2 separate regions of the Homo sapiens genome follow, and region 1 is linked to region 2. A link is an interaction called in ENCODE POLR2A ChIA-PET data of the cell type or tissue named here. Cell type or tissue: A673. All regions are shown on one strand. Each heading gives the region's core, and the rest is flanking DNA. Links, peaks and the distances in the headings are about the cores only. Region 1 overlaps RAB1B (RAB1B, member RAS oncogene family). Region 2 overlaps MALAT1 (metastasis associated lung adenocarcinoma transcript 1).

Region 1 (5,304 bases), core at 305-5,304, 770 kb after region 2:
TGAGTAGCTGGGAATACAGAGGCACACCACCACACCTGGCACATTTTTTAATTTTTTGTAAAGACAGGGTCTCGATATGTTTCCCAGCCTGATCTCAAACTCCTGGGCTTAAATGATTCTCGTGCCTCGGGCTTCCAAAGTGTTGGGATTACAGGTGTCAGTCACTGCACCCAGCCTTAAGTGCAATTTTCACTGCAACTTGACCACCTCTTCCTGGTGACTTCATAACAGGTTTTTGTTGTTGTTGTTGTTGTTGTTGTTGTTGTTGTTGTTGTTGTTGTCTCCAAAGAGATGGGGTTAGCCGGGTGCGGTGGCTCAGGCCTGTAATCCCAGGACTTTGGGAGGCCGAGGTGGGTGGATCACGAGGTCAGGAGATCGAGACCATCCTGGCCAACATGGTGAAATCCCGTCTCTACTAAAAATACAAAAATTAGCTAGTCATGGTGGCGCATGCCTGTAATCCCAGCCACTCTGGAGGGTGAGACAGGAGAATCACTTGAACCAGGGAGTCGGACGTTGCAGTGAGCCGAGATCGTGCCACTGCACTCCAGCCTGGTGAGAGAGCGAGACTCTGTCTCGAAAAAACAAAAGAAAAGAGAGACGGGGTTGTGCTGCATCACCCAGGCTGGTCATACACTCCTAGGCTCCAAGGATCCTCCTCCTGTTTCAGCCTCCCCAGTAGCTGGAACCACAGGCACACGCCACAGCACCCAGCCATCAGTCTCTCTACGTGGGTTTTCAACTTAATAGGTTCTAGGCTGGGCCCTGGCTTCTACTTCTGGGGCCTTCTCTGCCAAGCTAGGCACACGCAGGGCATGTACTGGGGATTCCCTAAATAGCTCCTACTGGACCAAACCATGAAGTTTCAGAAATCAGGTTAGGATACCCAGCTCTGTTGCCTTGGCAGGTCACGTGTCTTGATTTCTTTCTCCATAAAGTGAGAATTTAGACTCAGCAAGCTGAGAGCCCTTTGGGCTAGCTGTTTGTGGAGGGAGGCATCAGCCCTCCCTGACCGGGACTGTTGGGAAGATCTGGTGAGCACCATAGTATTCTAAACCAAGGGATGGCCAGGCGCAGTGGCTCACCCCTGTAATCCCAGCACTTTCAGAGGCCAAGGCAGGTGAATCAATTGAACCCGGGAGTTTGAGACCAGCCTGGGCAACATAGTGAGACCCCATCTCTACAAAAAATGAAAAGATTAGCCAGGGGCCGGGTGTGGTGGCTCACACCTGTAATCCCAGCACTTTGGGAGGCCAAGGCAGGTGGATCACCTGAGGTCAGGAGTTCGAGACCAGCCTGGCCAACATGGTGAAACCCTGTCTCTACTAAAAATACAAAACTTAGACAAGCATGGTGGCAGGTGCCTGTAATCCCAGCTACTCGGGAGGCCGAGGCAGGAGAATTGCTTGAACCCGGCAGACAGAGGTTGCAGTGAGCCAAGATCGCGCCATTGCACTCCAGCCTGGGCAACAAGAGCAAAACTCAGTCTCAAAAAAAAAAAAAAAAAAAAAAAAAATTAGCTAGAAGTGGTGGTGGTGGTGGACACCTGAAGTCCCAGCTACGCAGGAAGCTGAGGTGGGAAGATCACTTTGAGCCCGCAAGGTAGAGGCTGCAATGAGCCGTGATCACTTCAGTGCACTGTAGCCTGGGTGACAGAGTGAGACCTTATTGCTAAAAAAAAAATAAAAATAAACCAAGGGATGCCTCATGGGGTGGGGGAATCCTGTAATTGTGACTCCAGGATGATGGTAGGTGGGCTCCCTGCCTCCCTTCACGCCTTCCCATCTTCTCTCTCCAGTGACTACCTGTTTAAGCTGCTTTTGATTGGCGACTCAGGCGTGGGCAAGTCATGCCTGCTCCTGCGGTTTGCTGTGAGTAAGAAGCCTCCCATACCATCCACCTGGGGTCCTGACTGGCAGCTGGGGGGAGAAGGGACAACACAGAGCACAGTAGTTGCAAGATCTGGGAACCAGGGGTGAAGCTGTAAGACCTGCCACCAGCACATCTGCCCTGAACAAGACAGGGCTGGCCAGCTGAGTGCTGGGAATTGGGGCTTGGTGGTTCGGAGACCCAGCTGGGGCAGGGAACTGGAGGGAGGCTCTCCAAGTGGGCCTCACCTCATTAACTCCCATGATTTCATTGGCCCCTGAACTTTCAGGATGACACGTACACAGAGAGCTACATCAGCACCATCGGGGTGGACTTCAAGATCCGAACCATCGAGCTGGATGGCAAAACTATCAAACTTCAGATCGTGAGTGTCGCTCTTCCCAAAATCCCCAGTACAGAGGTATCCACCTTGGGAGGGAAGGGACTCTGGGACTCTGGACCTCAGCTGACCTGCTCCTCTGCCTACTGTCTCCTAGTGGGACACAGCGGGCCAGGAACGGTTCCGGACCATCACTTCCAGCTACTACCGGGGGGCTCATGGCATCATCGTGGTGTATGACGTCACTGACCAGGTACTCCTGGACTAGCCATCCTCAGCTTGGCCTCCTTAGCCTTAGGTCTTTGACTCTTCTTTTTCCTCCTTCCATCCTCTCTTTCCTGATGCTTCCTGGAAAGGACACTATTTGTCTGCTTACAGGAACTAACTAGGAAAAAGAAAAAAAATAGGTGACTGTACTTGGACTCATTTCACAAGGAGGGAAACAGCCACAGAAATGGATCCTCTGAAGGCCCTGCTGCAGGTTCTGGCAGGACAAGGCCTCACACCTTCCCTCCCCACCAAGCCAAACTTGCCACCTTATTGTAGACCTTCTGGGCACCTTTGTGTTGTGGGAGTTTAGTCAGGCGGTTGGCTGCTATGCTGGGCCTGTGGCTTCCTGTGTGAAGACACAGTGCAGGGGGACAATTAGAGGGCCTTAGACAAAGAAGCAGGGAAGCTTGAGCTCTGGGCCCAATGTGAGCAGAGATCCAGAAGCTCTGCCTCCAGCAGCAGCGTTAGTCCCATGTGACTAGCAGTGGTGGTAGCAAGGGCTGGAAATGGTTCCATGAAACCTTATAGTTTACAGAACCTGGCCCAGCCCTCAGATTGCCTCTGATGCTCAGAAGAGGTCTGTGTTCCCATCGCACAGGTAAGGAGCTGGGCTCAGGATGGTGAGGTGACTTGCCGAGGGTCCTTCAGCTAGTCCGGTGGCAGAGGCAGAAAGCCTGGATGGCTCATTCCACCTGCTTTGTTTTTTCTACCAAATGTTGTTGCTTAACAGGGCCAATCCCTGAAGATAAGGAGAAGCTTAAATCAGCCGTGGGCCGGGAAGAGTCCCTGTCTGAGGAGCAGCCGGGCTCTTTAGCTCACCAGGGACTCATGATGTCCCCAGCTCTGGACGAGCTGTGGGGAAGCTACATACCACCCAGACAAGTTACCAGGGCCCACCTGACTGCCATATATCCAGTGATCTTATTTCAGCACATTGACCTCTCGTGGCTTTGGACACTGCTCTCTTCTCTCTCCTTGAAAAGTGGACCATCCCCCGCTCCTCAGTCTCCTGCAGCACTCGATTCTCTATTGTCAGTGTCTATTTGCTGGTCTGTCCAGTGCTGCCTCCCATCACCCTGTGTTTGGTGCTTCCCCACTGCCCTGGACTCTCCTCCTTACTCTTGTGCATGGCTGCGGCCACTCTGTGGTTTGCTTCTGCCTTGTGTTCTGTGATTCCTGCATCTAACAGCCGTGGCTGTGGCTTCCCTCCTCTGTCCATGTCTACACTGGCACTTTGTGTCTGTATTAATCCTGATCTTCATGATCTTCTCTAGTAAACTAAATGGTGAGGTTTGTGTTTTCTAGATGAGGAAACTTGCTTGGAGAGGTGTTAAGTAACTTGCCACCGGTCTCACGGGAAGGGCAAAGCCAGTTTTGGAGGGCTCTTGGCTTTTGAGCACACCCTTTCCCACCCTCAAGCAGCCTCTGCAGAACTCAGATGTCCAGCGCTGGCCTCACTGTCTCTCCCCAAACCAGCGCCTCTATCCCCATTTTTAATATTTTTATTTATTTTAAGACATGGGGTCTCACTCTGTCACCCAGACTGCAGTGCAGTGGTGTGATCATAGCTCATTGTAACCTCAACCTCCTGGGCTTAAGGGATCCTCCTGCTTCAGTCTCCTAAGTCACTGGGACTATAGACACACACCACCATGCCCCAGCTGCATCCCCATCTTTGTGACACAATCCTTGTCAGCCTGACCAGAAAACTCTTCCCTCCCCCATCCAGTCAGTCTCGAGTCCCCTCTATTCTCTCCCCATCATCTTTCTGAAATCTGTCCCCTCATAATAATAGCAGTGATGAGGATAATAGCAGCTCTTGCCAATTAAGCACTTGTTATGAGACAAGCCTGTGTTCATTCTCTTCATGCTCACAATCAGCCCTTCTAGGAGGTACTGTTTATAGAAATGAGGAAACTGAGGCTCAGAGTGGTCAGGTAACATACCTGGGGTCACACAGTAAATGGCTGAGCCAGGCCTTCAGCAGCAGTGGTCTGACTAAATCCTGTGTGCTTCCCTGGCTCAGTGCACGTTCTCTTCCCTGAGTTATTCCAGCCATTCCCAGTTGGTCTCTATCTTGCTATTCTGATCTGGGCTCTGCCTCCTGTCAGGACTAGCATAGGTGTGATCCTGTTGCTTCTGGCCTAAGAAACGCCCACTGGCTCCTGGTCTAAGTCCAAGACTTAGCCATGCTAAGACAGTCTGTGCTCTGGCCTCTCCCCAATCCCCCCTCTTTCCTCCCCTCTTCCCCCTCTCCCCTCTTGCCTTTCTCCTCCCCACTCCCCCATTCCCCCTCCCTGTCCCCCCTCCCTGTTGAGTGTCTGCATCCCAGCAACATTCCATTTCCTCCCATTCCCCAGACACACCATGCCCCTCCCGTTCAGTGACCTGGCACATGCTGGCTCCCCAGCTGGCACCTCTCCTGCACAAGGCCAGTTCCCACCTGCAGGCTTAGGTCCACTGTTGCTCCCACCTCAAGCAGAGGTGGTCTGGGGGCTCCCCAGCCCCTGCCTTCTAACCTGTTTTGCCCTTGTGTGTGGCCTGGTCTATTCATCTACTGTCCCGTGAATGTGTTAGGGCAGGGCCCAAGTATGATTTCCCCCTTTGTCCCCAGCACTTAGCACAGGACCCAACTTGGAACATGGCAAGAGGTCTAAGTTTGAGCCAGTGTGATATGACCAGGCTTCTGGCTCCTAAGGAGTATAAGTGGCCCTAGCTTGAGCACTTTCCTGAAAGTCCTGTCCTTTGTGTGTGGGGTAGGGGCGCAAGTGCTGGGAGAGTCTGAAGCCAAGTAATGAGGCTGTTGGTGCCAAAAGTAGGATGAA
Region 2 (5,377 bases), core at 250-5,249:
AATATCAGGATAATCAGACCACCACAGGTTTACAGTTTATAGAAACTAGAGCAGTTCTCACGTTGAGGTCTGTGGAAGAGATGTCCATTGGAGAAATGGCTGGTAGTTACTCTTTTTTCCCCCCACCCCCTTAATCAGACTTTAAAAGTGCTTAACCCCTTAAACTTGTTATTTTTTACTTGAAGCATTTTGGGATGGTCTTAACAGGGAAGAGAGAGGGTGGGGGAGAAAATGTTTTTTTCTAAGATTTTCCACAGATGCTATAGTACTATTGACAAACTGGGTTAGAGAAGGAGTGTACCGCTGTGCTGTTGGCACGAACACCTTCAGGGACTGGAGCTGCTTTTATCCTTGGAAGAGTATTCCCAGTTGAAGCTGAAAAGTACAGCACAGTGCAGCTTTGGTTCATATTCAGTCATCTCAGGAGAACTTCAGAAGAGCTTGAGTAGGCCAAATGTTGAAGTTAAGTTTTCCAATAATGTGACTTCTTAAAAGTTTTATTAAAGGGGAGGGGCAAATATTGGCAATTAGTTGGCAGTGGCCTGTTACGGTTGGGATTGGTGGGGTGGGTTTAGGTAATTGTTTAGTTTATGATTGCAGATAAACTCATGCCAGAGAACTTAAAGTCTTAGAATGGAAAAAGTAAAGAAATATCAACTTCCAAGTTGGCAAGTAACTCCCAATGATTTAGTTTTTTTCCCCCCAGTTTGAATTGGGAAGCTGGGGGAAGTTAAATATGAGCCACTGGGTGTACCAGTGCATTAATTTGGGCAAGGAAAGTGTCATAATTTGATACTGTATCTGTTTTCCTTCAAAGTATAGAGCTTTTGGGGAAGGAAAGTATTGAACTGGGGGTTGGTCTGGCCTACTGGGCTGACATTAACTACAATTATGGGAAATGCAAAAGTTGTTTGGATATGGTAGTGTGTGGTTCTCTTTTGGAATTTTTTTCAGGTGATTTAATAATAATTTAAAACTACTATAGAAACTGCAGAGCAAAGGAAGTGGCTTAATGATCCTGAAGGGATTTCTTCTGATGGTAGCTTTTGTATTATCAAGTAAGATTCTATTTTCAGTTGTGTGTAAGCAAGTTTTTTTTTAGTGTAGGAGAAATACTTTTCCATTGTTTAACTGCAAAACAAGATGTTAAGGTATGCTTCAAAAATTTTGTAAATTGTTTATTTTAAACTTATCTGTTTGTAAATTGTAACTGATTAAGAATTGTGATAGTTCAGCTTGAATGTCTCTTAGAGGGTGGGCTTTTGTTGATGAGGGAGGGGAAACTTTTTTTTTTTCTATAGACTTTTTTCAGATAACATCTTCTGAGTCATAACCAGCCTGGCAGTATGATGGCCTAGATGCAGAGAAAACAGCTCCTTGGTGAATTGATAAGTAAAGGCAGAAAAGATTATATGTCATACCTCCATTGGGGAATAAGCATAACCCTGAGATTCTTACTACTGATGAGAACATTATCTGCATATGCCAAAAAATTTTAAGCAAATGAAAGCTACCAATTTAAAGTTACGGAATCTACCATTTTAAAGTTAATTGCTTGTCAAGCTATAACCACAAAAATAATGAATTGATGAGAAATACAATGAAGAGGCAATGTCCATCTCAAAATACTGCTTTTACAAAAGCAGAATAAAAGCGAAAAGAAATGAAAATGTTACACTACATTAATCCTGGAATAAAAGAAGCCGAAATAAATGAGAGATGAGTTGGGATCAAGTGGATTGAGGAGGCTGTGCTGTGTGCCAATGTTTCGTTTGCCTCAGACAGGTATCTCTTCGTTATCAGAAGAGTTGCTTCATTTCATCTGGGAGCAGAAAACAGCAGGCAGCTGTTAACAGATAAGTTTAACTTGCATCTGCAGTATTGCATGTTAGGGATAAGTGCTTATTTTTAAGAGCTGTGGAGTTCTTAAATATCAACCATGGCACTTTCTCCTGACCCCTTCCCTAGGGGATTTCAGGATTGAGAAATTTTTCCATCGAGCCTTTTTAAAATTGTAGGACTTGTTCCTGTGGGCTTCAGTGATGGGATAGTACACTTCACTCAGAGGCATTTGCATCTTTAAATAATTTCTTAAAAGCCTCTAAAGTGATCAGTGCCTTGATGCCAACTAAGGAAATTTGTTTAGCATTGAATCTCTGAAGGCTCTATGAAAGGAATAGCATGATGTGCTGTTAGAATCAGATGTTACTGCTAAAATTTACATGTTGTGATGTAAATTGTGTAGAAAACCATTAAATCATTCAAAATAATAAACTATTTTTATTAGAGAATGTATACTTTTAGAAAGCTGTCTCCTTATTTAAATAAAATAGTGTTTGTCTGTAGTTCAGTGTTGGGGCAATCTTGGGGGGGATTCTTCTCTAATCTTTCAGAAACTTTGTCTGCGAACACTCTTTAATGGACCAGATCAGGATTTGAGCGGAAGAACGAATGTAACTTTAAGGCAGGAAAGACAAATTTTATTCTTCATAAAGTGATGAGCATATAATAATTCCAGGCACATGGCAATAGAGGCCCTCTAAATAAGGAATAAATAACCTCTTAGACAGGTGGGAGATTATGATCAGAGTAAAAGGTAATTACACATTTTATTTCCAGAAAGTCAGGGGTCTATAAATTGACAGTGATTAGAGTAATACTTTTTCACATTTCCAAAGTTTGCATGTTAACTTTAAATGCTTACAATCTTAGAGTGGTAGGCAATGTTTTACACTATTGACCTTATATAGGGAAGGGAGGGGGTGCCTGTGGGGTTTTAAAGAATTTTCCTTTGCAGAGGCATTTCATCCTTCATGAAGCCATTCAGGATTTTGAATTGCATATGAGTGCTTGGCTCTTCCTTCTGTTCTAGTGAGTGTATGAGACCTTGCAGTGAGTTTATCAGCATACTCAAAATTTTTTTCCTGGAATTTGGAGGGATGGGAGGAGGGGGTGGGGCTTACTTGTTGTAGCTTTTTTTTTTTTTACAGACTTCACAGAGAATGCAGTTGTCTTGACTTCAGGTCTGTCTGTTCTGTTGGCAAGTAAATGCAGTACTGTTCTGATCCCGCTGCTATTAGAATGCATTGTGAAACGACTGGAGTATGATTAAAAGTTGTGTTCCCCAATGCTTGGAGTAGTGATTGTTGAAGGAAAAAATCCAGCTGAGTGATAAAGGCTGAGTGTTGAGGAAATTTCTGCAGTTTTAAGCAGTCGTATTTGTGATTGAAGCTGAGTACATTTTGCTGGTGTATTTTTAGGTAAAATGCTTTTTGTTCATTTCTGGTGGTGGGAGGGGACTGAAGCCTTTAGTCTTTTCCAGATGCAACCTTAAAATCAGTGACAAGAAACATTCCAAACAAGCAACAGTCTTCAAGAAATTAAACTGGCAAGTGGAAATGTTTAAACAGTTCAGTGATCTTTAGTGCATTGTTTATGTGTGGGTTTCTCTCTCCCCTCCCTTGGTCTTAATTCTTACATGCAGGAACACTCAGCAGACACACGTATGCGAAGGGCCAGAGAAGCCAGACCCAGTAAGAAAAAATAGCCTATTTACTTTAAATAAACCAAACATTCCATTTTAAATGTGGGGATTGGGAACCACTAGTTCTTTCAGATGGTATTCTTCAGACTATAGAAGGAGCTTCCAGTTGAATTCACCAGTGGACAAAATGAGGAAAACAGGTGAACAAGCTTTTTCTGTATTTACATACAAAGTCAGATCAGTTATGGGACAATAGTATTGAATAGATTTCAGCTTTATGCTGGAGTAACTGGCATGTGAGCAAACTGTGTTGGCGTGGGGGTGGAGGGGTGAGGTGGGCGCTAAGCCTTTTTTTAAGATTTTTCAGGTACCCCTCACTAAAGGCACCGAAGGCTTAAAGTAGGACAACCATGGAGCCTTCCTGTGGCAGGAGAGACAACAAAGCGCTATTATCCTAAGGTCAAGAGAAGTGTCAGCCTCACCTGATTTTTATTAGTAATGAGGACTTGCCTCAACTCCCTCTTTCTGGAGTGAAGCATCCGAAGGAATGCTTGAAGTACCCCTGGGCTTCTCTTAACATTTAAGCAAGCTGTTTTTATAGCAGCTCTTAATAATAAAGCCCAAATCTCAAGCGGTGCTTGAAGGGGAGGGAAAGGGGGAAAGCGGGCAACCACTTTTCCCTAGCTTTTCCAGAAGCCTGTTAAAAGCAAGGTCTCCCCACAAGCAACTTCTCTGCCACATCGCCACCCCGTGCCTTTTGATCTAGCACAGACCCTTCACCCCTCACCTCGATGCAGCCAGTAGCTTGGATCCTTGTGGGCATGATCCATAATCGGTTTCAAGGTAACGATGGTGTCGAGGTCTTTGGTGGGTTGAACTATGTTAGAAAAGGCCATTAATTTGCCTGCAAATTGTTAACAGAAGGGTATTAAAACCACAGCTAAGTAGCTCTATTATAATACTTATCCAGTGACTAAAACCAACTTAAACCAGTAAGTGGAGAAATAACATGTTCAAGAACTGTAATGCTGGGTGGGAACATGTAACTTGTAGACTGGAGAAGATAGGCATTTGAGTGGCTGAGAGGGCTTTTGGGTGGGAATGCAAAAATTCTCTGCTAAGACTTTTTCAGGTGAACATAACAGACTTGGCCAAGCTAGCATCTTAGCGGAAGCTGATCTCCAATGCTCTTCAGTAGGGTCATGAAGGTTTTTCTTTTCCTGAGAAAACAACACGTATTGTTTTCTCAGGTTTTGCTTTTTGGCCTTTTTCTAGCTTAAAAAAAAAAAAAGCAAAAGATGCTGGTGGTTGGCACTCCTGGTTTCCAGGACGGGGTTCAAATCCCTGCGGCGTCTTTGCTTTGACTACTAATCTGTCTTCAGGACTCTTTCTGTATTTCTCCTTTTCTCTGCAGGTGCTAGTTCTTGGAGTTTTGGGGAGGTGGGAGGTAACAGCACAATATCTTTGAACTATATACATCCTTGATGTATAATTTGTCAGGAGCTTGACTTGATTGTATATTCATATTTACACGAGAACCTAATATAACTGCCTTGTCTTTTTCAGGTAATAGCCTGCAGCTGGTGTTTTGAGAAGCCCTACTGCTGAAAACTTAACAATTTTGTGTAATAAAAATGGAGAAGCTCTAAATTGTTGTGGTTCTTTTGTGAATAAAAAAATCTTGATTGGGGAAAAAAGATGGGTGTTCTGTGGGCTTGTTCTGTTAAATCTGTGGTCTATAAACACAGCACCCATAATTACAGCATAATCTTCAAGTAGGGTACGGACTTTGGGGGATTGGTGCGAGGGTAGTGGGTGAGTGGCCTACTAAAAAGCCCAGTAACCCCCACAGGAAAATAGGGAACTTCTTTTTAAGTAGCCTCCTTTCCACTA

The links. ChIA-PET counts read pairs that join two places held together with the same protein. Peaks named below come from ENCODE experiments on the same cell type or tissue, not always from the same donor. Only the 100,000 strongest peaks of a DNase experiment are listed, where the experiment ranks them.
Region 1: POLR2A ChIA-PET joins it to region 2 with 5 read pairs; 7 of 35 experiments call an interaction of 5 or more read pairs at or near these places.

The regions. Positions count from the first base shown.
Region 1 is chr11:66,269,999-66,275,302 of GRCh38, forward strand. RAB1B (RAB1B, member RAS oncogene family) reads left to right here. Exons shown (of 6, transcript NM_030981.3): 2 at 1,799-1,871; 3 at 2,159-2,254; 4 at 2,367-2,462. It overlaps LOC107984340 (a long non-coding RNA gene), which reads right to left. Exons shown (of 2, transcript XR_001748274.1): 2 at 2,159-2,594. Among named protein-coding and RNA genes, the nearest start is that of RAB1B, 4.0 kb to the left of the region's middle. RefSeq lists an enhancer at 1,888-3,087. In A673, for the core only: no CTCF peak of the experiment used is centred there; no DNase peak of the experiment used is centred there.
Region 2 is chr11:65,501,336-65,506,712 of GRCh38, forward strand. It overlaps MALAT1 (metastasis associated lung adenocarcinoma transcript 1), which reads left to right. Exons shown (of 1, transcript NR_002819.5): 1 at 1-5,181. It also overlaps TALAM1 and MASCRNA. Among named protein-coding and RNA genes, the nearest start is that of MALAT1, 5.0 kb to the left of the region's middle. In A673, for the core only: no CTCF peak of the experiment used is centred there; DNase peaks (open chromatin) are centred at 1,902 and 2,939; H3K4me3 peaks cover 5,000 bases; H3K27ac peaks cover 4,572 bases.